4 separate regions of the Mus musculus genome follow, and regions 2, 3 and 4 are each linked to region 1. The links are chromatin loops, found by intact Hi-C in ENCODE. Cell type or tissue: left cerebral cortex. All regions are shown on one strand. Links, peaks and the distances in the headings refer to the core of each region. The heading gives the core; the rest is flanking DNA.

What was found. Hi-C counts contacts between places; a loop is a spot of excess contacts. Peaks named below come from ENCODE experiments on the same cell type or tissue, not always from the same donor. Only the 100,000 strongest peaks of a DNase experiment are listed, where the experiment ranks them.
Region 2: a loop joins it to region 1, with 12 times the contacts of the local background. A loop is called at or near these places in 3 of 42 quality-filtered maps.
Region 3: it touches region 1 in a loop (3-fold over the local background); 2 of 42 quality-filtered maps call a loop at or near these places.
Region 4: it touches region 1 in a loop (12-fold over the local background); 5 of 42 quality-filtered maps call a loop at or near these places.

Annotation. Positions count from the first base shown.
Region 1 is chr13:99,826,070-99,833,727 of GRCm38, forward strand. No RefSeq gene overlaps it. Among named protein-coding and RNA genes, the nearest start is that of Cartpt, 71 kb to the right of the region's middle. In left cerebral cortex, for the core only: no CTCF peak of the experiment used is centred there; DNase peaks (open chromatin) are centred at 3,641 and 4,174; H3K27ac peaks cover 559 bases.
Region 2 is chr13:99,736,012-99,743,669 of GRCm38, forward strand. No RefSeq gene overlaps it. Among named protein-coding and RNA genes, the nearest start is that of Gm24471, 47 kb to the left of the region's middle. In left cerebral cortex, for the core only: no CTCF peak of the experiment used is centred there; a DNase peak (open chromatin) is centred at 3,572; H3K27ac peaks cover 696 bases.
Region 3 is chr13:99,630,209-99,637,866 of GRCm38, forward strand. No RefSeq gene overlaps it. Among named protein-coding and RNA genes, the nearest start is that of Gm24471, 58 kb to the right of the region's middle. In left cerebral cortex, for the core only: no CTCF peak of the experiment used is centred there; a DNase peak (open chromatin) is centred at 4,527.
Region 4 is chr13:99,757,827-99,765,484 of GRCm38, forward strand. No RefSeq gene overlaps it. Among named protein-coding and RNA genes, the nearest start is that of Gm24471, 69 kb to the left of the region's middle. In left cerebral cortex, for the core only: no CTCF peak of the experiment used is centred there; a DNase peak (open chromatin) is centred at 4,209; H3K27ac peaks cover 496 bases.

The sequences.
Region 1 (7,658 bases), core at 2,349-4,848:
TTCATTGATCTTTGTAGGGCTCTGTGTTTTCCTTAATCACAAGGGTGAGAAGGAAGGCCAGCAGGTCAAAGGAAGAAGTAAGAGATAGGTGTTTGGTACCACCTGAGTAAGGGGCTACAAGCCAGAGAATGCAGAAAAAAAAAACATAAAAGCCAGAAAAGGAGGGAGAAAGATTCTTACCTCGAGTTCCCAGGACAACCAGCTCAACAGACCTTCTCATTAGTTCAGCAGATGCATTTTTTTGGACTCCAGGTCTCTAGGACAGGGACAGAATGGATCTATGCTTCTTAAAGCCACCATGTTTGTGACCATTGGTTATAATAGTAATGGGGAAATGATGCATCCTATAATTCTAAAGCAATCCTAGCTATTTCAACAAAATTGAAATATGTTAATAGCCCCGGTAGGGTCATAGTCTGCCATAGAAATAAAAACATAACTACCAATTTGCAAAAGGAATTATCAGTTGGCCCCTACACATGCAAAGACGTCTCTGTCTTTACTAACCAACTGTCTTAGTCAGGGTTTCTATTCCTGCACAAACATCATGACCAAGAAGCAAGTTGGGGAGGAAAGGGTTTATTCGGCTTACACCTCCATGCTGCTGTTCATTACCAAAGAAGTCAGGACTGGAACTCAAGCAGGTCAGGAAGCAGGAGCTGATGCAGAGGCCATGGAGGGATGCTCTTTACTGGCTTGCCTCACCTGGCTTGCTCAGCCTGCTCTCTTATAGAATCAAGACTACCAACCCAGAGATGGTCCCACCCACAATGGGCCCTTCCCCCTTGATCACTAATTGAGAAAATGCCTTGTAGATGGATCTCATGGAGGTATTTCCTCAACTGAAGCTCCTTTCTCTGTGATAACTTCAGCTGTGTCAAGTTGACACAAAGGTCTGTGAATAACATCTACTCAAAATGGTTCAGTATTTGTGCCCTTTTACACTTTGACCCTGTGCTCTACTTTTAGAAATTGATCTGAACCAAAATTCACAAACGTTTTCAAAGATGTAAATAGAAAAATCTTCATTTCAGTTTTACTTGTACTAATGCAAGATCATGAATAATCAAAATGTCCATAAAGAGGAGATCCATTAAATAAGTTATTGTATGTCCATATGATAAAATCTGTTGCAGGCATTAGAATATGTACATATGGGACTAGACAGATGGCTTAGTAGTTAAGAGCACTGACTGCTCTTCTAGAGGTCCTGAGTTCAATACCCAGCAACCACATGGTGGCTCACAGCCATCTGTAATGGCATCGGATGCCTTCTTCTGGTGTGTCTGAAGACAGCTACAGTGTACTCATATAAATAAAATAAAATAAAATAAAATAAAATAATATGTACATATATACAGAAAAAATGTACAATATATTTAGAATAAATTTGTGTATAAAATAGTGTACATGATATCATATGATTATCCAAATCTATACTTTAAATAAGAATCTATGTTTCGAGTTTTATAATATACTGCTTACATTGGATCCTACAGTAGTTTTCCACTTTTCCCTTGCCATGTGACCTTGCCGTGCACTTGGGTAGGCAGAGTATCCTTTCCATCTCCACTAATCGTGGGTTTGGCCATCTGACTTGTTTGACTAAGGGAACATAGGCAAAAGTGACAATCCGTCAGTCCAAACCAAGCCCTTAAGAGGCATTATGTGGGTCGGTTTCCACGCTTGCATTCCTGCCAACACCACAAGAAAAATATGTCCTTGGAAGCTGCTGACCCAAGAGGAATGCAAGACAAGTGGAATGGAAGGACACCAAGTGAGACTTTCAACCAAGCCGATCAAACCACAGCCTAAGAAAAGACACTTCGGCCAACACACAGACCCATGAGGAGGAGAGGCAAATGTGTGTTATATGCCACTAAATGTTAGCAGCCTTACTATGAAGCGTTACTGTGTCAGAAACTAAGGTGTGCGTTACTTAAATCTGTACTAGTGAGTGAAATCTGAAGAAGAAATTAAAATTACTAGAATATTAACTTTGGCTATCTCTAAGTGATAGGATTTGGTGATATTTGTTATTCTTTGGATAACCCCATCAAAGCCCAGTCCAAATCCAACAACCCAACCTAGCCTCACTCCCACACTCCAGCTCCACACATCCAACTACCTACTCAACATCTACATTCAAGGTCTTGATCTCAACACGCCCACCACTGAGCCACTGATATCTCCCTCCGTAATGCTGTCATACCCATCACTATTGATGGTAACGTCTTTCTCCCTGTTGCTCTATCTAGAAGACTTGGTTCATCTTTTTTCTCTCCTTTTTATAGCCTACATGTCTGCCAGTGATCCTGCCAGCTCTGACCAAGATATTCCAAGATGACAATACCTCTCTTACTTTCTGTCTCCACTACTTCCAACCTGACCCAAGTGTCAGAAACCGCCATCCTCTCTCACTTGGCTTACTGTGTGAGCCTCCTCTTTGGTCTCACTACTTTTCCCCTTCCCCTCAACAATCTAATCCTTGTAGATGCTAGAATAAGATTTTTTAAATGTAAAGCTAGGTTCTCTTGTATCACTGCTGGAAACCCTCCAGCAGGAGACCCTTGTTTTCTGCATGTTCTTGTAGTCATTGCTTCTCTGACCTCATCATTGTGTGCTGTCTCCCTGGCTCACTTGATCCTTGGAAGAGTTTCCTCACCCCAGAGCTGGTGTGCTGGTCCGACTCTGTCTAACATCCTACCCGACTGTATCTAAAGCCTCTCTCTATGCCATCTTTCTAAAGAGATCTACCCTAACCACCCTTTCCAGTTAGACCTCAGCCCCTTCCATATTACCTCGGCTCTCTTTTCTCTTTATTTTGTGCCATTTTTCCCCCACAGGCCTTATGTTCTCCCATATTAGTTGTCTGCTTCACACAATCATTATATTACCATATCACCACCTCCCTTGCTGCTAAAACTTGAGCATCTGAAGGGCAGCTGATTATCCACCTTGTTCTTGTTGAATCTCAACTGCCTTACCCATATCTGATGCACAATAAGCACTTAAACTGGATTCCTGGTATAATGAAGGAATTTATTTATAAAGTTCTTTTCAAATAATTAACATGTATTATTTCAACAGTTAAGAACTTTTTTTTTTCAAGTGATTTGGCATTTTTCTCTTTAATCAACTCTCTTCAGAGCCTGGTTAATCTGACACAAATACTTTCCTCGAACTTGAGTAGGATTAAACCCCTGTAACTCCTAACTTGGCATTCATGCTCAAAGTTGACCTGCAACCCTATATGCCCACCAGCTCTCCAGACACTGAAATCTCATTAGCTGATTTTCTTTCAGCCACTGATTGTTTATTTTCAGTATACAGTCTCTTTTGGCTACTTAAACTGTTAGTCACAAAGAAGAATAGTTTTAATTGGCCTTTCTAATATTCCTAAGCAAGGAACTCTTGTGTCCTCTGAGTTCAATATAGGTTTTACTCTATAGGCCATATAGGTCTCTACTGCAGGCTCCCTTGCAACTAGATTCCACTTTTCCAATAGACCTGGTCTGTTCTGTTGTTCGAACACAAGGCACCAGAGCATAGGCATTTAGCTCTTCTTCCTGCCTTTATCAGCAGTAACTCCAGCAGATTCTCAGTGCCTTGGCAGATTTGCTTAGCGTCATTCTGTCTCCAGCTACACAGGAAACTCTGCAGTAATTACTGGAAACTAAAACCTTTATACAAGCATCTTAGTTATAGTTCCTATTGCTATGATAAAATACCAAAACAAAGTCAGCCTAAGGAGGAAAACGTTTGTTTCAGCTTATTCCTTATAATCCAACATCTAAGGAAGTCAGGGTAGGAACACAAAGAAGGAACCTGGATGCATAAACTCATGCACAGGTCATGGAGGAGTGTTGTTTACAAGCTGGCTCATTTGGGGTTGCTCAGATTGCTTTTTTATAGAAATAGAACCACAAGCCTGTGGCACTGCCCACAGAGAGTTGGGCCCTCTCACATCAATCAGCAACCAAGAAAATGTACCATATGCTTGCCCATAAGCCAATCTGGTGGAGGTATTTTCTCAGTTGAGGTTCCCTCTTCCAAAATGATTCTAGTTTGTGTCAAACTGACATTTAAAAAAAAAATGAGCCAGCACAAGTAACTGTACCGCCCACATCTGTACTAGTTTCTCCAGAGAGGCCCAAAATATAAGTCACAGACAGTATGCTCACAGCTGAGAGGTAGAGACGTCCAGTAGTCAAGCACACAGATTATGAGTCAGACTATGCTTGCTCCAACTCTATTTCTTCATGGCCTGAACAAAGTTAGAGTGTCTCAGCTGACACTCAGATCAGTGAAGTCTACAGAATCACTAACAACTACAGGGTTTTTCTGGGGAACAAATGACTCATGCTTAGTACAAAATAAATCTCTAAGAAGTTTTTTTACGCAAGCTCGGCTGCAGAGTAAGCCCTTTAGTCACTCCCTGTTTGAACAAGATTGGCAGCCCAATGCCCTTCTACCCAGAAAGTGGAAGAGATCCTGATTATACCTGATCTGTAGAACACTCCCTGGTTTTCCATGTTCATCAGTTCACCAACTCTAAACACAATAGTAGCTGTTCACTTTGCATTGTAAGAGTTACTTCCCGGGGCTGGTGAGATGGCTCAGCGGTTAAGAGCACCGACTGCTCTTCCAAAGGTCCTGAGTTCAAATCCCCCGACTGCTCTTCCAAAGGTCCTGAGTTCAAATCCCAGCAACCACATGGTGGCTCACAACCATCCGTAACAAAAATCTGATGCCCTCTTCTAGAGTATCTGAAGACAGCTACAGTGTACACACATATAATAAATAAATAAATCTTTTAAAAAAAGTACTAAAAAAAAGAGTTACTTCCCAGAATTCCAGCAAAGAAACAAACAAGTGGGGACCCATGCCATGCTGCTCTGAAGGGAGCCTGTTTTCTAGCACTTGCGGAGGGAAAACCAGGTAATTTTTGACTCAGTCCAATTAGAAATTGGGCATTTTCAAGTCTAAACATCCGTGATCATTTCCATTCCACACTTCTGCACTCCAAACGTGACTCACCACTGTGATTTGATAAAACTCCACCAAAGTGTACAGATGTGACTAAGACTTGGAACATCTCCCATTTTCATGTGACTTAAAGGTACCAGTGCCAAGCAACTTCTTGAAGAAGAAGAAGAAAAATCAATTTCTAGAACTGCATGACCAAAATTTAGACCATGTGTTTCAAACTGATGGAAACCTCAGGAAATCCTAACTCCACAAAATCTAATCAGGTTTCCAACACTTAACCCAAGTGGTCTCATTTGGATAGGGAGAAAATTCCAGTTCTTGAAGAACTAAATTATGTTCCACATGGATTCATCTGTACCATGAAGAGTCTTTCTTGCCCCATGAGAATTTGTGTTGGGAAGAGAAAGTAGATTCCGAGTCTAAAGTTGGGATTGCTTTGGGAGGAGACCCGAAGGCACAATGAAGCAATTCTACTTAGAAATACCACACTTCAGCTTGCCAATTAAAAAGCACTTCTTTAGACAGTCAATCTTGGAAGAGAGTATATTACAAGAAAATGTATATCTTCTGAATAGATTCCCTCCATCAACTTAAGCTAGGGGATTGAGGCATCCCTCTTGATGACACTGATAAGATGCTTCACCCAGTAAAAGAGCTTACTGCAGAAGTGTGATGACCTCTGCAGAAGTCGGATGCAGAGTCTAATCCTCAGTTCCCATAGAGGATGGACTGACACCAAAAAGTCGTCCTCTGACCTCCACATGCACTGTGGTACCATGTATAACTCATACAGAATAATAATAGTAATAGTCATAATAGCAACAATAACTTAATATTTTTAAGTACTGGGGCTCACTGGAGGAATGAAGAATGTCAATCTAAAACCTAGATTATTGCCCAAATTATTTTATAAAATTCTGTTCGCTATAGCTCTGTACATCTTCTGAATAATGAGGGATTTGAACCAGGGCATCTCCAGGTCAAGATGTCAGATCCAGAAAATAGAAGCTAGCCTCTCACAAAGGCTCTTTGTTGTGTAATACCTTGCCACTGACCCCATGGACTCTTTATAAGTACAATCTTTAGAAATTAGCATTTTATTGATTTTGACACATGCTGTCATTGATGCTCTGTTTTATGTGTTTTAATTAAATGTTATTAGTTGCTGCTGTGTCCTGAGGCCATGTACTGGAGACAAGGGAGGTTTCATAAATCAGACCTGGACTTGTAGTTGGGAGTCCATCAACTCTTCTTACAGGGCCACTGTAATTATTTGCCCCAGATCAATAGAGAAGCTTTGATGTTGTCTACTTCAGAGAAAAGGATTCTTCCTGTTAATCTCCATGTTGTAAATTCACAAAGCCCTTCTGCAAATCTGACCCTCCCTTGATGTAGACCTGAGCTTTCTGTTACGTCTCGGGCAGTTGATGTCACTCATTGCTGCCACCTTACCTGGGGACCTTAGCCTGGTTTCATGATGCTCTATCTTGGAACACAGTTTTTTGTCTGTTTTTTTCTCCTCTCTTGTTTTGGTTTCCCTTATTGCTTACACTGCTCTGTAGCTCTTGGTCCTTGTTAATTCTAAACTCCTTCTAGATGCCATTTTTATTGCCCTCTCTATCCAGCACGTCTGCTTGATGAACAGTTAATGCTCAGTTCATGTTAGCTGAATCTAACTGAAGAGTGTGAGGAATTTGCACATCTCTCAGAAATACCCTAGAGCCAACTGAAATCCACCCCAGAGATGCACCCATCTGGAACATCAAAGACCACAACTAGAAAAAGAAGAGACTGTGGTTATTTTTAAAGCATCACCCTGCATGTCAAGTTCAACCAGTGCTAATGCTTTAAATACAAGTATCTGTTATATATAGCATATTCCTAGAATACTTCAGAGATCAAAATGGAAAAGATCATTTAGTCACTACTCTCTGCTCAAACACAATAAATATTTTTCTTTAAAAATTTTTTATTCATTTTCATTAGCATACAAAGTAATACGTTGTAAAATGTATATGCATCACCCCATTACCATTCCTTGTACTCCTACTGGTCTATTTCCTTCCCAAAATAGTCCCTTCTCTGCTTTTATATCTTAAATATAATAAATAAACACAACACGTGTGTTTGCACACACACAGAGTTAAATCGAGAAGATGCTTATGAGAGAAATCATGTCTTTGTCTTTCCCCATCGTTCTTCTTTGCATCCCTTTACACACACACACACACACACACACACACACACACACACACACACACGCATGCACGCACATGCTTCTGAAAATCATTTGAATCAAGAAACTGAAAGGGGATTGGTAGTTTGAATAAGAATGTCCCCCATAGGCTCATACATTTAAATACTTAGGCAGTGGCACTATTGAAAGGATTAGAAAGTATGGCCTTGTTGAAGCAGGTGTGGTCTTGTAAGAGAAAAATGTCACTGGGCCACTGGGGGTGAGCTTTGAGGTTTCAGAAGCCCAAGCCAGGCCCAGTGGTCCCCTCTTATCCTGCTGCCTATGGATCCAGATATATAATTCTCAGCTCTTTTTCCAGCACCAATGTCTGCCTGCCTACTGTCATGCTTTTCACCAAGATAATAATGAACTAAACCTCTGAAACAGTAAACCAGCCCCAATTATATGCCTTCCTTTATAAGAGTTCCCA
Region 2 (7,658 bases), core at 2,448-4,947, 90 kb before region 1:
GGTGGAGTTAATAAACCTTACCTCCAAGAAACGTAAGTTTCCCCCATGTACAGATGAGGAGGCTGAAGTTTAAAGAGATGAAATAACAGGCCCAAGGTCATACAACCAGGAAGGAACAGATGCAAGACTAAACCCAGAGCTAGTTTAACCTCAATCCCTGTACACTTTTTTTCCAGGTATCATTTATTAGCAAACACAAGGTCTGTGGACCATGTATTTCTGAAGTTTTATTGGCTAAATTGTAGCACTCAAAAGGATTGTCTTAAATTTCTTCATGTCTAGTGCTTAGAACACCATCTGTGGATGATTTAACATTAATCTACTGAGAGCCATTGAACAATTAACCTTTCTTGGCTTCCTCTCCAGTTCCCCCCCCCTCTCCCTCTCTCTCTGAACCAGATTTTTAAAGCATCAACTACAGACTCTTCCATCAGCTTCCTGACACACCTTCTACTCCTTATTCCACCAGGAAAGTCCCCTGTAAGACAGGAGCTTCTCCATCATGGTCTAGTGGGCACCCCTCCTTCTAGAAGTGTGTAAAGCCTTGAATCCTGTCGGTGTGGCAACAGGACTCGAGGTTTTCTTTTGTTTTTTTCTGGCTGTTTCCTTTGGTTTCCTCTGTTAGGTCATTTTTTAAAGAGGCTCTCTCCCTGGTAGCCCAGGCTGGTCTTGAACACCCAGGCTTCCTGTCTCTGCCTCCTGAGTTCTGGGATTATAGGCATGTGACACCATGCCTGACAACACGGTTCCTTTTCAGTCACTCTGCCATTGATCCTCAGTGAATGTAGATTGCCCAGGGTTCTGTGGTCCTCTCTCTTCTTGCCTTTCTCTTTTCATTCTCCCAAGTAGCTCACTCCCCCAGTTTTCCCAAAGTTCTACTTCTACCTAGACTTGTCACTTGGTGAGACTTAGTGAGAAGTCAGTGGTTCCTCCTACAAATCCGTCACCCTTCCTGGGTAACAAACACCCAGGACATGGAAACCTCCTTCAACCTCAGCTTCATCACGTTTGACCTAGCACAGGCTGCCATTGTGTCTCTTCCTCAGTGTTGACTTGCCTGCTTCCTTGTCATGACCTCCACTTAATTGCAGGGCTTCATTGTGATCCCCAGTTGCTCTCTTACTTCAGGGAGTCTTGCCTCCCTCAGCCTGGCTTCTCCCCCAAGGCTGGAAGAAGCTTCCAAACTCTGAGTCTCTGATTGCCCCTCTTCTGCTTTAAACTCTCTGAACCCAAACTCATGGCCATGACTGATAGGATTCTCTATCCACATTCCCTCCTACGGGCATCATTTCTTTCACTCTCTGCCCCCTTTTGTGTTCTGTGCTCTAAATCTATTAAAACAGATTGCAGTTCCCATAGCCTGCCAAATTCTCTACCCTGAAACAGCTTTGTACTCGATGTTCCCTCGACTCAGAAAGCTTTCCCTCTCACCCCTTTATGCTTCAGGCTTCAATTCTGATAAATTAGCTTATAAGAAGAATTCCCTCTGCCCCAGTCCTGAGTACAGAGTGTCCTCTGGGCAGCCATCCTTCCCTTTCATTCTCATGGCCACCAGAGCCCTGCTCTATGATATCACATGGACCAGACCTCAGGGGACCAAAGACAAGCTTTTCATCATCTTTGTAGTTGTAGTGTGCCTCATACTTCCATGAAACTTGGCTATAGAAGATGCTCAATGGATCTCATGCTGACAGGGCCCTCCTCTAACTCCAGCACAATGGAAAGTGCAAGCGTAAGTATGGTGACGTCATTCTTGACATCAGCATGAGCTACAGAAGATTCTATCTCAAAGGACAAAAATTCAACAGTGGAAAAAGCCCTGCTAATTAAGGTTGAAGTTTCCCAGTGTCTGTATAGCCTTCAGGGCTCAATATAAAATGGAGGTCTCCCTTTACTATCAGGGGCCTCTTCTCTGACCTTCACCCATAACACCTCTACCTGCAGAGTGTCCTATAACCTTAGTTTAGATTGCAGGTTAAGCTTCCTTTCTCCCAGTAAGAACCTGTTCAGGTAACACCTGAGATTTCCTGAAATGCCTCACTATGCTAACGAGGCATCTCGATACCTTAAGCTTTCAGCCAATGACATTTGCCCACCTTGGATATTCCTACCCCCTTAACCCAAAACTATATAACCTTGAATCACTTCAAGTAAAGTTGATCTGCCTCCCCACAGCTAGTCCCGGGGTGTCTTCATTACTATACATGCTCACAGGACTTCTGGCACCCCCTCCTCCCATCCACGATCTCTGTTCCATTTGCCCGCATGGGCCAATATTGGCCAACAATGCCCCCCATGGGCAGGGAGGTCACACTCAATGAAAGAATGGGTGGAGAGGAGTGAGTGGATAGGACGATGCAAGTGAATATGCAAATAATTGAAAACTGGGTTGCAATTGGAGTCATTAAGGAAGTTGTCTGACCACTCCCAATTACTCCTGGAATGGAAATAATATTCATGCAAAATGGTCCCAGAGAACCTCAGCTAAACAAAATTCTGCATGCGACCAGGAGAGAGCATACTGCACGAACAGTAGGTATGTTCAGGTTGGTGTGAAAAATTCAGCAAATGGTGGCTTCTGGGTGAAGCTGTTTCTGTATTCATATTCAAAAAAGAAGCAGAAGGCCTAAGTTTTTAACCAACTCATACTCCAGACCAAGGAGCAGAATCTCTAACAAGAGTCGTCTAAAAATACCTAAGAACTTGCTTTGTTGGTGGTGGTTTAGTTGTTTGGTTGTTTGGTGGCTTAGGTTTTTTGAACTAGACTCTCATGTAACCCAAACTGGTCTACAACTGGCTGTGTTACCAAGGATGGATGAACTTGACCTGATTTTCCTGCTGTCTCCCAAGTGCTGATCAGGGGTACGGTGCCATGCCCAGCTTTAAGCAACCTATTTTGACAAGAACAAACAAAGCCATGATTAGTCAATATTTTGAGAAACAAAAAGGTGTTCAAAATTAAAAGTCAAGATCTCTGCTGAGACCTGGATGCTAAGGAAACTCACAAGCTGCAAACACAACCATGGGAATGACAGTCCAGATCCTACTGGCTCAGGCATTGTGCCTCCTCTTCCAGAACTTAACCTTGACTGTGACACACATCCCCATGCTTCCTCTTTCATCTCATCCTGATGACAGCCCTTGGAGGAAGGTGTGCGAGGGAGCCCAAGAGTTTTATCCCATAAGCAGATAAAGAAAATGAGTGGATACAAAGGAGGAGATCATGAACTGAGAAGCTGACGCCAGGTCCCTGTTCACTGCTCTAGCTTGGAGCAACTCAGAAAAGCTGCCAGAGGCAACCACTGGAGGCTAGAGGAAGAAGACAGACTCTGCAGCTCCCTACAGGGCTGAGTGTGAAAGCTCTCCCTCCTCTTTTCCTCTTCTGCTCATGACCAGTCATCTGCCCTGGGAAACTTCATTTCTAGAGCCATGAGGACCAGTCTTAGTATTAGGTCTTTCCATCTGCTGTTACCTGGGTCTGGAAGACTTTCCATGAGGAGTTGTGTCTAACTTCTGGCTTCTGTTCCAACACTAGCTCACAACACCCTCTGGCACACTTGTGATAAGTTGCCCAACACTTACCACCCACACTCTTTGCACACCACCTCCTCATTTTGTGTCTGAAGGATGAGTCAGAAAGGGAATACGTTGGGCTTCTGAAAATCTCACTTGCTATAGTGTTCAATGTTCCTCAAAAGCCCATGGCAGTCCCCAGCCCATGGCACCATTGGAAGGTAGTGGGGCCTGGCAAGAGGGTGCTCCATCACTGGGGCATGTGCTTAAAGGGGACTGCAGGACCTCAGTTTCTTCTTTTTTGTGCCATAAAGTAAAGAACTTTGCCACATGCTGCCCTCACCATCTGCTGCTTCACCCATGGCAGGTCCCGAAGGAAAGAGGCCAAACAACCATGAGTGAGTCTTCCCAGACTGTGGGCCAGAGCAAACCTGTTTCCTCTTTCTGAGCTGTTTGTTTTCTCCAGCCACAGAAAGCTAAGTCACCACACAGCTCTCACATTCTATCATCTGCAACTGGATATTTTCTTAGGATTTTATGTTTAAAGAAACTGACACTGATCTCTCTGCCGAGAGAGTCTTGCCTGACAGCAGTGGTGTGCCTCTGTATCACAAGGAAACCCTTTTCCAATCTCTATGGTTGTACGGTGCTCCTGTTGACACTGTGAGGACAGCAGCTGTAGTTGTGCTAGGAGCATTGGTTGCCCTCTCAGAAGCTGTTTTCTTCTTGCTTTATTTCAAAACAAACAAACAAACAAACAAACAAATAAACAAACAAGCTACCCTTCCAGATAATTAGAAACTCTGTAATAAACATAGGTGGTGAACTCAGAGACATAGGGCTGGTCAAGATGCTAAAAATAATTGCATCCCAAACCCTAACCAAGATGTCCTGTAGCGGTTTGCATATGCTTGGCCTATAGAAATTGGCACTATTAGGAGGTAAGGCATTATTGGAGGAGCTGTGGCCTTGTTAGAGGAGGTGTGTCACTGTGGGGGTGGAGTTTGAGGTCTCTATATTCAATCTCTGCCCAGTGAGGAAGTGAGCCTCCTCCTAGCTGCCTGTGGAAGCCAGTCTTCTCCTGGCTACCTTCAGATCAAGATATAGAACTCTTGGCTCTTCCAATACCATGTCTGCCTTCATGCTGCCTTGCTTCTTGCCATGATTAAATCTCATGCCATGAGTTAATGGACTAAATCTCTGAGACTATAAGCCAGAACCAATCAAACGTTTTCCTTTATAAGAGTTGCCTTGGTCATGGTATCTCCTCACAGCAATAAAACCCAAACTAAGACGCCTCTAAAGTTTGAGGCTCTCATGGGAGATGAAGCAGAAAGAAAATGTAAGTGCAGGAGGATAACAAACGGGGCTGTGAAACGGTGCTCTCCTGGGAACGACCTCACAGCATCGGTGGGGACTTGCAACGGGTCTCAATAAGTCTAGGCCCTATCATCAGAGAATCATGGATCAGAAAGGGGCTCATAGGGCCCTACTCTTCTCTGCTGAGCTATTAGAAACAGCTGGATTTTGAGGGTAATCACTGTCTTCAGTTCTGAAGGAGTCCATGAACCTACAGTGAATGTTTCCAAAGCTATGCTCACATAACTCAATGGGTCCCCGAACAAACAACAAAGCAAGGAGCAAATGTAGTAAAGGGACTTGTGGGGAGGAGCATGGATGATGGGGTGGAAGAGAGAGTGAGGGTGTGGGGAGGAGGATGGATGACGGCGTGGAAGAAAGAGTGAGGGTTACGGTAATCAGGATATCCTCTTTGAAACTATCAGAGAACAAACACAATAAGTGTTATTTAAACAATAGCTGGGTTCGAGTTTTTCTATGGGGTTTTTTATTTTGTTGTTTGTTTGTTTCTGGTTTCTTATGAAAAGGCTACCTTTTTCAACCCCTTTACTTCTAGAATAGTCATGTGACTATGTACCAGTCAATGGAATATGAATGGAGTAATGAACCCCCAAATTGTATCCTGAGAAGAAAGGGAGCAGGGGACGTATCCACATCCCCATCCTTTCCTCTCTTATCTTAATGTAAAGCCGAAGATGTGGTAATCCACCTTCGACCTTGCTGACCACCCCCCCAGACCTACAATAGAGCAGCAAGGTAGAAGGACCCCGGATTCCTAACACCAGACAGCTGCCAGTCCAACCCTAGACTATTCACCTCCAGATTGTTATATGAGAAAGAAATTAGATTCTCTCTTGCTTAAGCCATGATCATCTGATTCCCTGTAATAGCAGCCAACCTGTAACCTAATAGAATCTGAAATTACCATATTTATTTGTTTATTGTATATTGTTTTCTATTGCCCCCAGAATGCAAGTTCTAAAAGGGCAGGGACCTTGGTATACAACACAGATACAGCAAGCAATAAGAATGAATCAGACCATTCAGATTCGCTGCTGTGTGACTGGAGATACAAAAGCAGAAGTGAATTGTGTGTTTTCATTGACTGAGCTCCTGCCCAGGCTGTGCTTGCTCCCAGCCATTGCTCCCAGGTAGTAGGACCCCATCAATAGATCTCTAAGAACTCACTGCCTTGATCTTAAAGTAAAGTTTTCCTGGCTTTTTCTCAGTGCTTTGAACACTGAGCTAAGTTTGAGAATGCCTTTGAACCAACGCCAGAATTGAGAGTCTTCTGGGATGTCACATGGCATCTGGTCCTTCTTTAGGTCATCACCATGGTGCTCTGTTTCTCCCCTTTCATGGCGAAATATCCAAACATGAAAACCCAGATTATCAACTATGCAATCTGCCCAGAAAGGCACTCTGAGGGCTGACTTGGGGTGATGTATGACCCTGAGTTTAAAAAAAAAAAATCTACCTTGGTTTAGAGTTGTTGCCATCTGATAGAAATATATACTGGAGCGCTGTTATAATCTTAAATTTTATGGCTGCCACATCACATTTAAAAAGCAAATAAACAGAACTAGAAGATTTTATGTTAAATGAAATAAGCCAACCATGGAAAAGATAAACATTGCACTTCCTTATTCATATGTGGATACTAGAAAAAAAAAAAATCCTGACCTTTTGGAAGAAGAAAGTCAAATGGTGGCCACAGAAGGCAGGAAAGGGGTGGGGGAGGGGCAGAGGAAGACTACAGGATAACTAGCTACAGTTAGACCCAGACAACAGCACCAGAGGTAACCATGGTTACAACAGCGTATGCATTTTACACAGGACTAAAAGAAAGCATTGCACAGGCTCCAAATGCAAAGAAATGGTAAATGAAGCTAGAAATGCTAATTATCCCTATTTGACCGTGCTATGTGTGTGTCAGTTTACTGCACTGTACTCCATGGTTATGTATAATTATTGTATCTCAATTAAAAACTTCAAGCTTTTTTACAAAATCAGAATGAAATCTTTGAAACCAATTGTAATAATATTATTTTCTGTTTGGGAATTTCATTCAATCGCCTTGAAAATAACAAAAATGATCTCCTTGCATCTGTTTTCCATTCTAAATATTTTGTACTTAACAACTCAGAGCAACCATGTTTCCAGTACTTACGGACCAGGAGTAAGTTCTAAATGTCTGCTAGACACATGTAAGTTCAAATACCAAGTATGCTGAAGTTCATTACGCGGCTGGTAGGTATCATACTGGAGAGTATAAGTCTAGAGGAAAAGGTAGAGCTCACCACTGTCTACTCATGGACCAGTTCAATACAGTGCTCAAGGCTGGCACCAGTCTCCATGAGAGTCTGACCTTTGGTTTCCTCCACTACTGAATGGGGCTGATTACACCAATATCACAGTGTTTGGAGACATTACAGAACTAATACAAGAGAAAATGTGTTAAGTCTCTCTCTCTCTCTCTCTCTCTCTCTCTCTCTCTGTGTGTGTGTGTGTGTGTGTGTGTGTGTGTGTGTGTGTATCCTACAGAAATACCTGCACCCCCCACAAATGTGTATAAACTGTCAGTTCCAAAACTGCAAGCAAGTTCTAGCACTTGCTCTCTGCTATTCCTCCCCAGTAAGAACAGTTATTTTGCACCAATGGACAGGTCCTATTTGCCTCTGCCTCTCTGTCCTTGCACTCAAAGCTGGGAGAACGCTAGGGTGGGAGATCTCAGCTGTAGCGTGTTGTATAATCCATGAGCAAATAGGTTTGACACAGCTCCTCCT
Region 3 (7,658 bases), core at 3,198-5,697, 200 kb before region 1:
AGCAACTAGGTCAAGTTGCTTGACTCGGGTATTCAGATCTTTTGTACCTGAAGGCAGCAAACTTTGCCTGGAACACACTGGAAAGCGGCTTCATGTGTCATCGACTCTCTTTAACAGCCGTCCTCAGCTCCCTTATGTGGTGCGAACCAGCCACACAGAGGCCTGAGGGCGCCACAGGCTCAACAGGTTCTGCGGGCTCTGCAGGCTCAGCGGGGCCCCACGTATTCGATGGGCTCCATGTGTTACATGCGCCCCATGGGCTCCATGGACTCCACGTGCCCCACATGCTCCACGTGTTCCATGTGTTGTTCCACGCGCCCCACGGGCTCCACGGGCTCCACGTGCCCCACATGCTCCACGTGCCCCATGGGCTCCACCGGCTCCATGGGCTCCACGTGCCCCACATGCTCCACGTGCCCCATGGGCTCCACACGCTCCACGGGCTCCACGGGCAGCTCCGCAGGCCCCACAGGTTGCACTTTGCATACGTCAGTGCAGTGTTCTGAACTTTCAGTCTACTTGCTACTCCAGGTACTGAGAGGAAGTACTAAAACTACACACAGTTATGGACACTTAGCTTTTAATTTGGTCACGTCAGTTTAGGGAGGGGCATGACTTCTGCCTTCTTAATGAATTGGCCATTTTCATCATTGTGGAACATCTTTCGTCACTTCCTCTTTGCTTTTGACATGGAATTTCATTTGTCTGGTATTGATAAAGCTGTAGCAGCTTTCCCATAACTAGTCTTCAGATGGCATTGCAATCTTACTCCTAGGCTCCAACCCCAGCCCCCGTTATATTTCAAGCACACATCTCACAAACAGCATATGGCTGCCTATTTTCCTTTTATCCAACCTGACAGTTTTTGTAGTATAATTGGAGTATTTAATCCATTTATATTCTATCAATATGGTTGGGCTTAACTTTACCATCTTGCTACTTTTCTATTTATTTGTACTCTCTTTCTCTCAATTCCTTCTTTTTTCTTTCCCTGTCTTCTCTTAGATTGACTGATCATTTTAAAATTATCTCTTTACACTTTATTAATTGGCTTAAAAGAAAACCCAAAAAACCCAAACCCTATGTACAGGCTGGTGGGATGGCTCAGTGGGTTAAGGTGCTTGCTGCTCAAACAGAGGACCAGAATTCAACCTCCAGCTCTCACACAGTGGAAGAAATGAACCAGATCCTGAACGCTGTCCACGCGTGTGCCTACATGTCTATACATCAATCAATCAGAGCAATCAACCAGCCAGAGAAATGTAAACTTAAAAAGCTCTTGTTCTGTGGGGAACTGCAGCTGGTCTCCAGTCGAGCTGAGGTCTGAACCCTGATGGTCATAATTCACCTACATGACTCGGTAAGCGTTCCCTCATGCTCCTGGAACTCTGGCCCCTGCCTAAGTTACCGTCCCCCACAGCCCCACAAGAGAAGCATGGTCAGTAGTCACATAGACAATGGCCCAAGCTTCTGACCTTCAGGCTAAACTCCTCCCCAGTTACCTAGCAACAGTGAAGACCATAAAAAGGGATGTTCAGCCCCACCTCACCCTCTTACTCTCTTATTGCTTACTCTTACCTCTTATCCCTCATCTCGCCCTCTCTCTCCCCTCTCTTTGTCTTCTCTCTCTCCTTTCTCTTTGTCCTCTCCTCTCCTCTCTCCCTCTCTCCCTCTTACTCTTTCTCTCTAGCCACCCCCCTCTCTCTCCCTGCTCTCTTTCTCCCTGCATTTCTATAATAAAGCTCTTAAACCATAGAGAGTCTCTGTTCCATCAAGGCTGCGTGCACTCTTGCAGGTGTTGGGAACCTCTTCCCTCATCCCTCTCTCCTATAACCCTGGGGCTTTAGCAAGGTAGCTCCGGGGTCCCCAGGCAGGGCTGCCCCTTGGCCACCCCCTGAAGAGTAGGATAGAGGAATGCCCACCCAGGGATGAGTGGAAAGGGTAGGTAACAGCCCTCCCACGCCTGACTGACCAGAGAATAGGGAAACTCTGGCGGGGCACAGGTCTCTTTTCCCCTCCCCTTTTTCCCCCCGGGTCCCCTTTTCTTGTTACAACATTGTTCTACGTTGTTATTGGCTACTGTAGGGAACACATTGTCAGCTCAGTTTATTTTGAATTAATGTTCTTTCACCTCTTATTGCAGTGAAGTTTCTTACAATAGACTGGGCTGATGAGGTGGCTCGGTAGGAACAGGCACTTGCCATTGAGCCTGACAACCTGAGTTTGGTCCCCAGATCCACACCATGGAAGAAGAGAACCAACCCCTCAACTATTGTCCTCTGACCTCCATATATGTGCAGCAGCAGAAACGTTCCCCCATGGAAGCAATAAATGAATAAACGAATAAGTTTTAAAATGTAAATGTAAAACTAATATTTTACAAAAGATATGGGGGAGGATTTACTATGGGAGCATCTATGGAGGATAAAGGTTGAGAGAACATGAGGAAGAGGAGACACCCTCAGGCTGAAGTGCAGGCTTGACATCTGCAACAGGAGAGAGGCAAGAAAAGTTTGCCCAGAGCTTCTCGGATCGCAGCAGAGCTCTAAGTCAGTCTTGATTAAGCTGAAAGAGCCATTGAGCAAGGGTTGTAGATTGAATGTGTTTGGCATTGGGCCAAAATGGACTTCTTGTGGCCCTTCCCATGATGCTTAGCTGATGGCTGGCAGCAGCCCAGGGGAGCTATAACTAGACAGGAAGCTATGGTGAACACAGAGGAGTGGTGATTAGAAGATGTCCATCAACTGCTTCCCACAGTAGCCTCTTTTACAAGGACAGCCACGGAGTGCACCTCCAAGGCGGCCATCACACCTACTACGCTGTACAGAGACAGTTTTCTGTGTGTGTTCCAGAAGAAGCTACAGGCCCCTTTCTATAAGAGAAAACAGAAGGTAGGGCTTAATTAAGGGGAAATGACAGCCAGTAGCTGTAGGTGCTAACAGACGGCATGTCGTATATCCATCCTATCCATCCTTTGTGGGGCACGTGGAACCGCCCTACCAGACAGGCATAAGAACTGGTGAAGTGGGAATGCTCACACCCTACAAATCTCAGAGATCTGAGATTGGTGGAGTGGAACTGCCCCTACCCAGCCTTCAATGCCTGCTCTGGAACACATAACCACAGCCACCAATTGAGAGGGCCGCAGGCATTCAGTCATGTATCATAGTGTTCTTCTCCATGCTATCGAGGTATCTAGATAGCTTTAGCTTCCAACCAATGACCTTCCCTTCTTGGATATTCTCATACCCTTTACCCTCGTTTGCCCTGAATAAAGTGTATGTGTTCACATTCACCCCCCAATAAAGAAATATGAATAAGCAAAGATTGTCTCAGTGACCTGCTTCACTGGAGATCACCATGGGGAAGGGCTTCACCTAAAAGAGCGGCAACATTGACACCAAGACTCCTGAAGAAGGCCTTTTCTCTTTTCCTGCCCCTCCACTACTTGGCACATGCTCCCAATCACATCAGATCCTGCTCCTCCTGGGTTCAGCTTCCCCCTTCTTGCCTGGTGTGCAGATGCCCCGTGGAGAAACATGGACCATGCACCCCTGTTTCTGAATTCCTCTCCAGGCATAAATCAGTGTCACCTGAGTATCCAGAGAGGAGACTGGGAACCACAACATTCATCCCAGATCCTGCTTTCCCCTTCTGGTCTGGCATGTAGTGGCTGGCGTCTGACACCCTGAAGGGAAAAGTGGGCTGCAGACTCCATCATCTCCTCTTTGTGCCAGTGAATTGGTGATGTCCAGACACTGCTGGTGAAGCGAGGCAGAACCTGGGACCCAACAATGAACCCACGCTACCACAATTCTTCACTCTCTATCTTAGTTTTCTTTTTCTCAGCTAACCTTTTTGCACGAGATGGTAATTTGCCTCTTGAGGTGGTTAACCCATTACTGAGGAGTAGAGTTTTCAAGCCAAGTTCAGTACATATGTCCATCCACGTCGAAGGCTGACTTCCAGGAGGTGCTAAGTGAATCAGCTGGCTTCCACAGTGCTCTCCTCATGCGTGAATATGAGAGAACAGCTCCACATTCTTATTAGTTAGTTGCTTCTTCAAGATAATGGTTCCTTTTCCTACAAGTCTATGGTCACTACGGCAACAGCCACAACTTAGGGTTAGTGGGACATCTGCGCTGTGTCTAATAAGACAGCGCTGTGCTGATGTGGTGCTCTGTTGTAGCATGTGAAGCACCAGATTTGTCCACCCATCATGGTATCAAGTGGTAAATGGAGCCACTTTATTTTTTCACCCTTCAGTTTTCATTAGCTAGTCTTCCATATGGTCCTATATAGGTCTCTGATTTAGTGTAGACACAGCGGTGTAAGGAGCAGTACCCATGGGGCTCAACCTTGTGCAACCTTGACTCTAAGCTAATTCAGGTATGATGTCATTAGGTCTCCCCCATGCTTTGAGGGAATGTGACTGGATGTGTTGTACCATCTGAGCTTGCAACCATACAGCTCTTACTAGGAAGTGGGTTCCCTAACAGCTGTGCTATGTGGGTCCCCAAACTCCTGTCAAGCCTTCCAAAACCATATAGTCATTCCTCTGAATCATGGGGCTGACTGAAGCTAGGCAGCCAGGAGATGTACGCCCATAACAGAATAGACATGAAGGAAGTTACTGTCCCTGTCAAGATGGGAGAATCTCAAAGGGAAAAACCTTCCATCAAGTGACCAGTTGGTCTCTTCTATTAATGCTACTGTGTAAGGCTTATAAACATCACTGGCTGGTGTTGGCTTATATATTGGGAGGCAGCAGTAGTAGTTAGACTGGTCTCATCCAGTAGGTGTCCATGCTGTGATTTTAGCAGTGCTGTCAGTAGCCATTCCTGTGTCCTATGAGGCCACTGTATGCTGAACACTTCCTAATGTGGCAAGTGACATTGCCAGTGATTGCCATGGTCAAGGACCCATTTCCACCAATTGTTTTCTGTGAAATGGGTTATGAGAACAAATGCTCCCACCTCTGCCACCATGGCAACTGTGTTTATGTACTCACGTTTCTAGTGAGGAGGGACAGATAATGTCAACTAACTGAATCATTTTGTTTACATTGTTATTCAATGGTCCTTCTGTTGAATGCTTCCTGGAGAGTGTTGAAACATGATACAAATACTTCATACATTGTTCTCAATCCAGTGTATCCATCCACGAGTCTCTACCCTATTCAGTCTTGTCTCTGTCCTTGTATTTAAAACGTTTATAGCTTACATATTATGATGTAAGAAAGCATATGTAACATTTACTATAAGAATATCTATGTGTATGCTATACGAACATATATCTATGCATACTTATCAAAAGCTATTGTGGGGAGCCGCCCTCACATTCGCCGTTGCAAGATGGCGCTGACATCCTGTGTTCTAAGTGGTAAACAAATAATCTGCGCATGTGCCAAGGGTAGTTCTCCACCCCATGTGCTCTGCCTTCCCAGTGACGACAACTTGGCCAATGGGCTGCAGCCAATCAGGGAGTGACACGTCCTAGGCGGAGGATAATTCTCCTTAAAAGGGACGGGGTTTCGCCATTCTCTCTCTTGCTCTGGCTCTTGCTCTCTTGCACTCTTGCGCTCTGGCTCCTAAAGATGTAAGCAATAGAGCTCTTGCTCTCTTGCTCTCTGGCTCCTGAAGATGTAAGCAATAAAGCTTTGCCGCAGAAGATTCCGGTTTGCTGCGTTCTTCCTGGCCGGTCGCGAATGCGTGTAAGAAGCTATTCCTTCCATTCAAAGTAAATGAATAAAGTTATCACTTACTAAGACAGTTTTTTTCCTGCATTAAGGTTGTCCCTAAAGATTTATGTGCTATAGCCCCATTTCCAGGTAGCTCCCTTGCCCTCATACTGAACAAACCCAGCTATACACCAAGTAAGCCTTCCTCCTGCTTCTTCAGCCAACGTCCTCATTGTAGCCACTGGTAGGAGCTGAGAGATGGATGCTGCAACCCTATAGAATGAGATAATCAACTCGGGCCCTCTAGCTCTACATATGTATGGAGCTGCAACATTCCCATCTTAGACCTCACCTGGGCCTGTCCAACTCTGTAGCTGGACATAATGGATCTTTGTAGCTGCAGAGGGTCATTGAGTTCTTAGATAAACCCATGGACAAATGAATGACAGATAAACAAAACTCCCAAACAAATCACTCTGTGCCAGATTGTATACAAGCTCATGCATGTGTTGCCTTTCAACAGGAGTGGGATTCTTGGCTATGGGCCTGGCATGGTGACAGGAGCCCACAGGGAAATGCTACGAATCCTCAGAGAATTCACTGTTGCTATTGATTCCTACTTGATCAGATGGTCCAAAAGATGCCTTCTAATAAGGAAGGCTTTCCATAGCATACTTCCAAAAACCTCTCCAGCTCTCTGGGTTTTCTCATTTCACAGGCACCCTGAGGTCTCCTGTGCACATGTCTAGATGTGTGTACTGGCTAGTTTTGTGTCAACTTGACACAGCTGGAGTTATCACAGAGAAAAGAGCTTCAGTTGAGGAAATGCCTCCATGAGATCCAGCTGTAAGGCATTTTCTCAATTAGTGATCAAGGGGGAAAGGCCTCTTGTGGGTGGGACCATCTCTGGGTTGGTAGTCTTGGGTTCTATAAGAGAGCAGGCTGAGCAAGCCAGGGAAAGCAAGCCAGTAAAGAACATCCCTCCATGGCCTCTGCATCAGCTCATGCTCCTTGACCTGCTTGAGTTCTGTACTGGCTAGTTTTGTGTCAACTTGACACAGCTGGAGTTACCACAGAGAAAGGAGCTTCAGTTGAGGAAATGCCTCCATGAGATCCAACTGTAAGGCATTTTCTCAATTAGTGATCAAGGGGGGAAGGCCCCTTGTGGGTGGGACCATCTCTGGGCTGGTAGTCTTGGTTTTATAAGAGAGCAGGCTGAGCAAGCCATGAGAGGCAAGCCAGTAAAGAACATCCCTCCATGGCCTCTGCATCGGCTCCTGCTTTCTAACTTACTTGAGTTCCAGTCCTGACTTCCTTGGTGATGAACAGCAGTATGGAAGTGTAAGCCGAATAAACCCTTTCCTCCCCAACTTGCTTCTTGGTCATGATGTTTGTGCAGGAATAGAAACCCTGACTAAGACAAGTTCCATTTCTGACTTCTTTCAGTGATGAACAGCAATGTGGAAATGTAAGCTGAATAAACTCTTTCCTCCCCAACTGCTTCTTGGTCATGATGTTTGCGCAGGACTAGAAACCCTGGCTAAGACAATGTGTTCCCCTATTATGACCTTCTGTGGGATTCGCATGAGCGTGCTTGCACGGATCTATCACCAGGGGATGTTTTCTCTACTCTGGAGTTGCTAGACAAGCTCTCGAAATTTTATTCATGTGGTGTGCACAGCTATAAGTTATTGTAATGATTTTGGCACACTCACCTCTTACAGGTTTCCCCTCCTAGTGTCATAGCAATGGAGTTAGAATTTCAACATTTGGGCAGGGGAAGCACAAGCATTTAGTCCGTATTTCGTACTCAGACCAAGCAGTCCATCAGGCCCTAGGATGGTGGAGGTGTCAGTGGTGGGTAAAGATTCAGAATTACATAGCTAATGTATCAGAATACAGTCTCATTATTAGTTATTTACTACACCACACTATGCATGGCATGTGTGTTTTTTGAATTTAATTATAGCGGAGATAT
Region 4 (7,658 bases), core at 3,110-5,609, 67 kb before region 1:
CCTATTTGAGACCCACCCCATGGGAGAGGGCCAACCCCTGACACTATTAATGATACTCTGCTGAGATCGCAGGCAGGAGCCTAACATAACTGTCTCTTGAGAGGCTTCATCCAGCAGCTGATGGAAACAGATGCAGAGACCCACAGCCAAAGACTGAACCGCCAACCGAAGACCATGCAAGGGCTGGACCTAGGCCCCCTACACATTTGTAGCAGATGCTTGGTCTTCATGTGGGACCCCTAACAATTGGAATGGGGGCTTTCTCTGACAGTGTTGCCTGCCACTGGATCCCCTGACCCTAACTGGACTGTCTGGTTGGGCCTCAGTCGGAGAGGATGCACTTAGTCCTTCTGTGACTTGATGTCCCAGGGCCAGGTGGTACCCAAGGGGGAGGCTTCTCAGCTTTCCTTTCTCTGAGGAGAATGGGAGGGAGCAATGAGGGGGGAGAGATTTGTGGGAGAGTGAGAGGAGAGGAGGGAGAGGGGACTGTGACTAAAATGTAAAGTGAGTAAATAAATTTATGAAAAAATACACACATTAAATAAATAGTAGCATACGGATGTTAAAACAAACAAACATGGAAAAGGACGCCAGACCTTTTGACAAGACTTGTCAATGTCCTTTTCCTCTCTTGTGTCAAGCTGTGTTCATCTTGGAGCTGAGGAAATGGCTTAGTTGGTTGGTGAAGTGACCTGCAAGTTTGAAAATGTGAGTCTGGGTTCCCCAGTACCCATGAAAAAGCATGGCATGGTACTGTGTACCTACAATCAGCACTGCAGGGCCAGACCAGAAGGTGTCTGGAGCTCACTGGCCAACATGTGGAGCCAGTCACGGAGCTCTAGGCTCAATGAGAGACCTTGTCTCAAAAAATAAAGTGGGAAGCAACCAAAGAAGACACATGAAGTTAAAGGAATTCCAAAGGTCACACTGACGACTAAGCAAACAAGATTCTTCAAAGGTAAATCAAGTCACACCACGCTGGCTCAGGAATAATGCAGGAGTAACAAGGGAGCGAGAGAAAGAAAGCAGCAGTGTCCTAGTGAAGACAACAGACTTGAGTAATGGTGGCCAACTGGTAGCTATCTCAGAAATGTTCATCTTAAACTCTAATATCATCCCACACCTCTTGGTAATTTCCAAATGGATGAAATCTTTAATAAAAACCAATCAATCAAAGGTAATAGATGAATAGGCTGAAATATTTCATAATTTCACAGAACATGAAGTTCGAAAATAAAACTGATAAATCCACCTCTATAACGAAAGGAAATTTTAAAGCCTCCACTTAAAAAAATTAAGTCCTCATATAATTAAAATAAACCACAAAGGACAAACTAGAAGATATAACTCATTGCAGACAGTAATGATAACCTTGTTAGTATGTAAAAAGCCCCGGAGAAGGTAAGAAAAAGACCCATAACTCACTCGCAAAGCAGAGAAATGTTATAAAGACAATGCAAAGAATAAATAAATCGCTCTTAATATGTTTAAAGTGCTCTTTTGCACGCAGAATGAGATGCATGCAAATTAAACTACTCTAAAAGCCATTTTTTTCACCATAAAATTGGCAACCTTCCCAAATCTGATATCCTGTTGCCAGGGCTGTGGGAGACGGACGCTCTCGTACCTTGCTGGCGGGAGTATAAATGTGCATGGCCCATATGGACAGTAATTTAGCAATAGCTACCAAAGCTGCAGATGGATGTGCTCTGGGATGCAGTAATTCCACTTTGGGGAATTCTCTCTACAGACATATTTGCATATCCACAGAACAGTGAGCATACCATTTATTAATTGCAACAGTGCAATCAAGATGGGAGGGAACCTGGATACTCGCTGAAAGGAGCTAGTTTAACTCAGTGCAGCATTTTGTAATAACACCTTTTTTTTAAGTTACTAAAGATGTATTTGTGTGTGTGTGTGTGTGTGTGTGTGTGTGTGTGTGTGTGTGTGGTGTTTACAGCCAGTTGTGAGCTGCCTTACATGGGATGTGGCAACAAACCTCTGTTCCCTGCAACAGCCACCGATGCTCTTGACTGCAGAGCCATTTCCTCATCACCCGAAGACAGTGATTCTTTCTATGTTACTCAGGAATATCTGATTATTACCAAAATATCATAAGTGAATAAAGTCAGGAACAAGATGATGTATAGCTTTGTAATGTTTATATTACCACGAGGGTAAGCAATTTTGTATCTTGCTTACATTTACTTTGTGTTTATTTTCAGAAATCTCTGGGAAGGCAAATAAAAGACTGAAAGTGGTAGTTAGCTAGCTAACCTGAGAACTGGGAACATGAATGCCCCCTTTTTTCACTATAAGCTTTTCATATATACATATATATTTGTGAATGTAAAACAATTTGAGTTTTAGAAAAATTTAAAGCAAAATATCATATGAATCCTTGTGTGGCTTAAATGCACTGCTTTTCTATGTCATTACTAGGTCTACCACTTAGAATGGTTTTGAACATAGCTGCTAAAAGAGTTACAGCTTATTATCCCATAAACAAAGCATCCCCAAATCAAATTGTTCTGGATTGGAATAGCCTCTGCAGTTTCAGACATCACAAAGAGGCAGACAAAGCACTGGAGATGGACAGAAGCTCCTCAACAGACATTCTCCTCCATCCACGGGGTCAGTAGCACCTGACGTGTCTGTACCTGAGCCGCAGTAGGGACTGGCTTGTGATTGCAGTAGGTCAGAAACTCTACCTAAGGAGTAATATGGAGCAGAGTGCAGTCGTCAGGAAGTGTTACATCCAATCACAGATGAGGAAGTGGGATACAGAGAAGTTCAATGACTTGCCAGAGGTCACAGTTAGTAAGACCTGAAGCTGAGGTTCACAAAGTCAGCGATCCCAGGAAGCGCCTAGGGTTTTACAATCCAACTTCAATGTTGGCAGGAGGTTGAGTCCTTCAGCAAGGAAGAAGGAGGTGTCCTGGTTGTTTTTATGCCCAATTTGGCACAACCAGAAATCACCTGGATGGATAGTGTCAGTTGAAGGATTGCCCAGATCAGAATGGCCCGTGACCACACCTGTGGGGTACTGTTGTAACTGTTGATTGGTAGAGAAATGGTATGCTACTCAATACTCTGAGCAGTGCCAGAGTCCCAGGTGGCCCTGGGTTGTATAATAAAACTGACTGACAAGAGTCAGAGGGAGTGGGCCACTAAGCAACGATTCTTCATTTCCTGCTAGAGTTTGGTGATGAACTATGACCTGGAATGTAAGCCAAATAATGTCCCCCCACCCATCCCCCCAAGTTGCTTTAGGTGGCATTGTTCACCATGGAAACAGGAAAGCTAAGATCAGTAAGATTGGCTATTGGATGTGTAACCAGAAGTGCCTCCCTTAGAACTAAATGGTCCAAGCTGCAGCTATCAACTAGCAAAGAGCAAGCTATCACTGATGGACACTGGCTGTTTGTACACACTTCTCCATGTCCTTGCTAGACCTGTGTCTCAGTTGTCAAGTATAAGAAAAAAACTGATCAATACCTGAGACCTTTCTGCAGGCAAAGGCAGGAGAAACTCAACCTAGAGAAAACTAAACTGGTAATGACCATACCTATCAGGGACATTGTCATGAGGGCCAAGAAATGGACATGGTTCCTTCCATGGACAACACTACAACAGGCATCTAGAGATCTTGAAGACCTCAGGCTGCTCACGGGGCTGCCACATACCATGGTTCTCCTGTAGGCTATGGCTTTCTGCCCAGAAGAACTGGTCCTAGAGTTACAGGTCTTAGCATTTCACGCTCTGGCAATCAGGGAGTCTCTGGTGTGTGGGAAAACCATCCAAGCCTGAACTGCCCAGACAAATCCCACAGCCAGCGTGCACTGCTGCTGATAAGATTATGCTGAGCATTTCCTATTTCAGTCTCCCATCCTCTCTGTGCCTCACTCGATACTTGAAAACCTTCACTTGCTAAAGCTGTCTGAAGCATTCAAGAAAGAGAGAGAGAGAGCAAGAGAGAGAGTGCTTAAATAAAAGCTTCTACCCTCTAGGACTTGACTTCGTAACAGCCATCTCTTTCTTCCTGTGCTAAAAAGACTGGGCTCTCCCCGCAGCATCAATCCAGGAGTTTCTTCATACATTTGTCTGTTCATTGAGTCAGAGGTGCAGTGAGTCAGTTTTCACACCTCTCAGGCACGTTGCCCAGGGAGAGGGGTGGATATATTCTTAGCTGGAGCGCTCTTTGCTCAGGCTTATGTAAATCCCACGGAGGTAGGTGTCTCTAGACTGTGAAAAAGAGGAGACCAGGGTGAGAAGAGTTGGCAAGCGAAGGGGGCCCCTGAATAGTGAGCCAGTCTCCCTGTGGACCAGGCTCACTGCCTGAACATCTGAATAGAGCCACGGAGAATGTCTGCCTCCACTCGGAGTGGAGGAGGCGCAGGGATGTGGAATTCCTAGCCAGATTTCTTACCTTGGAGCTCCAGAACAGTTGGTTTGTGAGCTCCACATTTTCTTCTGACCCTGAAGCAAGGATTGTGGTCAAGTCAAGGAATGATAATGAAATCTGATTATGATGACACCCAAGCACTGAAAGAATAAGGTGGGGCTGGTGAGATGGCTCAGTGGGTAAGAGCACCCGACTGCTCTTCCGAAGGTCCAGAGTTCAAATCCCAGCAACCACATGGTGGCTCACAACCATCCGTAACGAGATCTGACTCCCTCTTCTGGTGTGTCTGAAGACAGCTACAATGTACTTACATATAATAATAAATAAATATTTAAAAAAAAAAAAAAAGAATAAGGTGGAGTGTTTCTTGCTGGCCACCACTTATAAATTTCTATAGAAAGACCATCATCATTGTCAACACACAATGCCAAGAAAAACAGTTATTTATTTCTTCAGTGCAAACAGGCCAACCGTTTTCACATTCTGAAAAGCCCCCTTCAGACTTCACATTTATCTCTGGGGCCCATCAACATTGGCCAACTCACGTCACTTCTCCATGTCCCTGTGGCCATCTTGAGTGAAAAGGTAGATCTAGAAGTTCTGGGCTTCAGAAGAAGACATTGATTCTCTGAGGGTCAAAGCTCTCCCTGGCCCACCCTTGCCTATGGCTTCAGAATCCTTTCTTCTCTAGCTGGCCCTGTCCATCAATGAGTGGAAATGTAAGGCTTCCTCAGAAAAGGTTGCAGCAATGTGCCACCTCTGGGCTTTAAGGCAGTTGGTGAATTATTTATAATGTCTTGAATGACAAAATAAATTCCCCCTCCCAGACGTCTAACCTGAATCCATAGATTCAGCATGTGCATCTGCTACAGTAATAAGAGGGCCTTTTAAGGTGGAATGCAGCTATCAATCCGTGCCTTAAAATGGAAAATTACCCTAGATTCTCTAATTATGAACATTTTTCAAAGCAGAGAACTTCCTCTAGTTAGAGGCCTGAGAGATTCGGCAGGAATGTAAAGTCAGAGGTTGGAAGCACGAGAGGGCGTTCATTGTTGTTGCGGGAGGGGCTACATGGAAAGCTTGACCTGGAAAGGGGAGACTTTAAGACCAAAGTCTTAGCAAGCCGAGAGTCTGCAGCCATCAAGAAACTGAAAAGGTCAGCTCAGGAACTTGGGGAAGGTCATGAAACACTTGCCCCTCTGAGGCTAATGATCATTTCTCAGAAAACAGGGCAGAACCAACCAGCTGGATGGAACACATTCCAGGACTCTGTGTTGTTCACCTTCAGACAATGGAAGTCCTTGTCACCTCATTCCCTAAAGACCAATCAGTTTAAAGGGTGCACTGTTTGGCCAATCATATTGTGCCTAGTTGCTGATGCTCTATTCTGCCCCTGGAAACCATATGAAAACTCACCGAAAGGGTGTTGGGGGGTGTCACCTCTCCTTCAGGTCTGGGATGACCCCAGTGCACTGGAACAATAAATTCCTCTTGCTTTTTGCATCGATTCCAGCTCCACGTGTTTCACTCCAAGGGGTCCCCGGTAAGCTAAGGCTCCCCAGAGTCTTACAAAACTAGGAACCCAAGTCACAAAGAAATAAACTCAGCCAAGAGCCTGGATTCTCTAAGAAACAGAGCAGCTCCAGAGCTCCCAGAAAGAAAATACTGCCTGCCCACATCAGAGAGACACCACAGAGGATCCGTCTATGATGCTGTGACCAGACTTCTGACTTACAGAACGGAGAGGAAATTACTTGGAGCTGGTTTAAATCACTAAATTTGTGGAGCAGCAAGAGAAAATGGATGCACAGATGTCCCTGACAACCGCATTCCATTAGCACGAGAAGCTCATCGTTCAGGGACATCTCTTGCATCTGGTCTCAGAATGGCAGAGTCTGGCCTGCAGAGGTGCACTGTTTCTGGTCCCTGGGCTCTGTTTCTCTTCCAGCAATCAGTATATTTGAAAAATAGAACAAAGCAAAGCCTGTAGGGAAAGAGGAAGAAAGGGAAAATAGGCAGGAAAGGCAGGGGAGGGACAGGTATGATGAAAGCGTTTCCGGTGTTGCATCGGCATCTGACCTTGACAAAACCCTCTTCAGAATGAAGAAGTCAGGCCTCTGCCTGGCCATATGGAAGAATAGGGGCCAGGAATGCCCTGGGATTATTTTAATCCATGCCCTGGGACCATTTTTAATCCAGCAATCGAAATATCTGTAGAGAACATCCTGTGAGCTGCCCCTTGGCTGTGAAATGCTAATGAGCCAAGCTGGCTGCCAAGCACTGTGCGAGGCCCAGGTGGTGCAGGAGAGGGCAGGCTCCAGGGGCTCCAGTGTCTCTCTCAATTCCACAGAGGAGAGGAGGCCCGAGCTTTAGATGCTTCCCCTCTCCTCTTACCCCCCCCCACTTCCTTCTCACTTCTCTTTCACATCCCAAAGTGCATCCTGAAAGCAACCCCTCCCTCTCTATCTCCCTTCAACCTTGTGACATAAGATTACACCATTAACTTTTATTCTGTATAAACAGAAAAAAGAATGAAGCCAGGATTTAAGGGTTCACCCAAAAGTCATTGTCCCCCAGTTCTGAAGTCCTCTTGGGTGTACACAGAGACATTTGCCTACCCCTCCCACCCAGCCTCCAACACCTTCTAGCAAGCTCCTGTTTCCAGCCCTGGCTCCAAGGCAGCAGACACTAGGAGAGCAGAGGCGACCACAGATGATCCACCCATCATGAAGAAACACTTTTTGTGGTTAACAGAGCCTTGGGCAACTACCAACCCCACCCTCGCAAGAGCCTATGGCTTCTCCCATCTTGTAAAATCATGATAATGAATAAATTCATTCTCCAGATGACACAAGTACCCAGCAGGGACCTGCACTTTCACTTTAAAAATGGAAGACTTGGGAATGGTAGATCCTGTCTGGGCTTCGGTGGGCGGCTTGTCCATGGACCTCACAGAGGAAACAGTAACGCAGTAGGGATTTGAGAGCTAAAGGAAGTTTGTTTTCCTAGTGGCTCCCCTGTCCATTTCATCCATCCACTTTGTAACCGGTACCGTGTCCGTAGATTGTTCACCCTGCTTTACTCTCTAAACTCTATCTCGGCACCAACTCTATCATCTGGAGAGTGCTATGTAAAGTATAGCCCTGGTTAAAGGGCCTCCCTCCTCACAATCAGCTAAAGGAGGAGAAAGCCACCCACTACCAAGTCTTCAGCAGTAGGCTAGAAGCAGAGGTATGAGCAACAGAAGGAA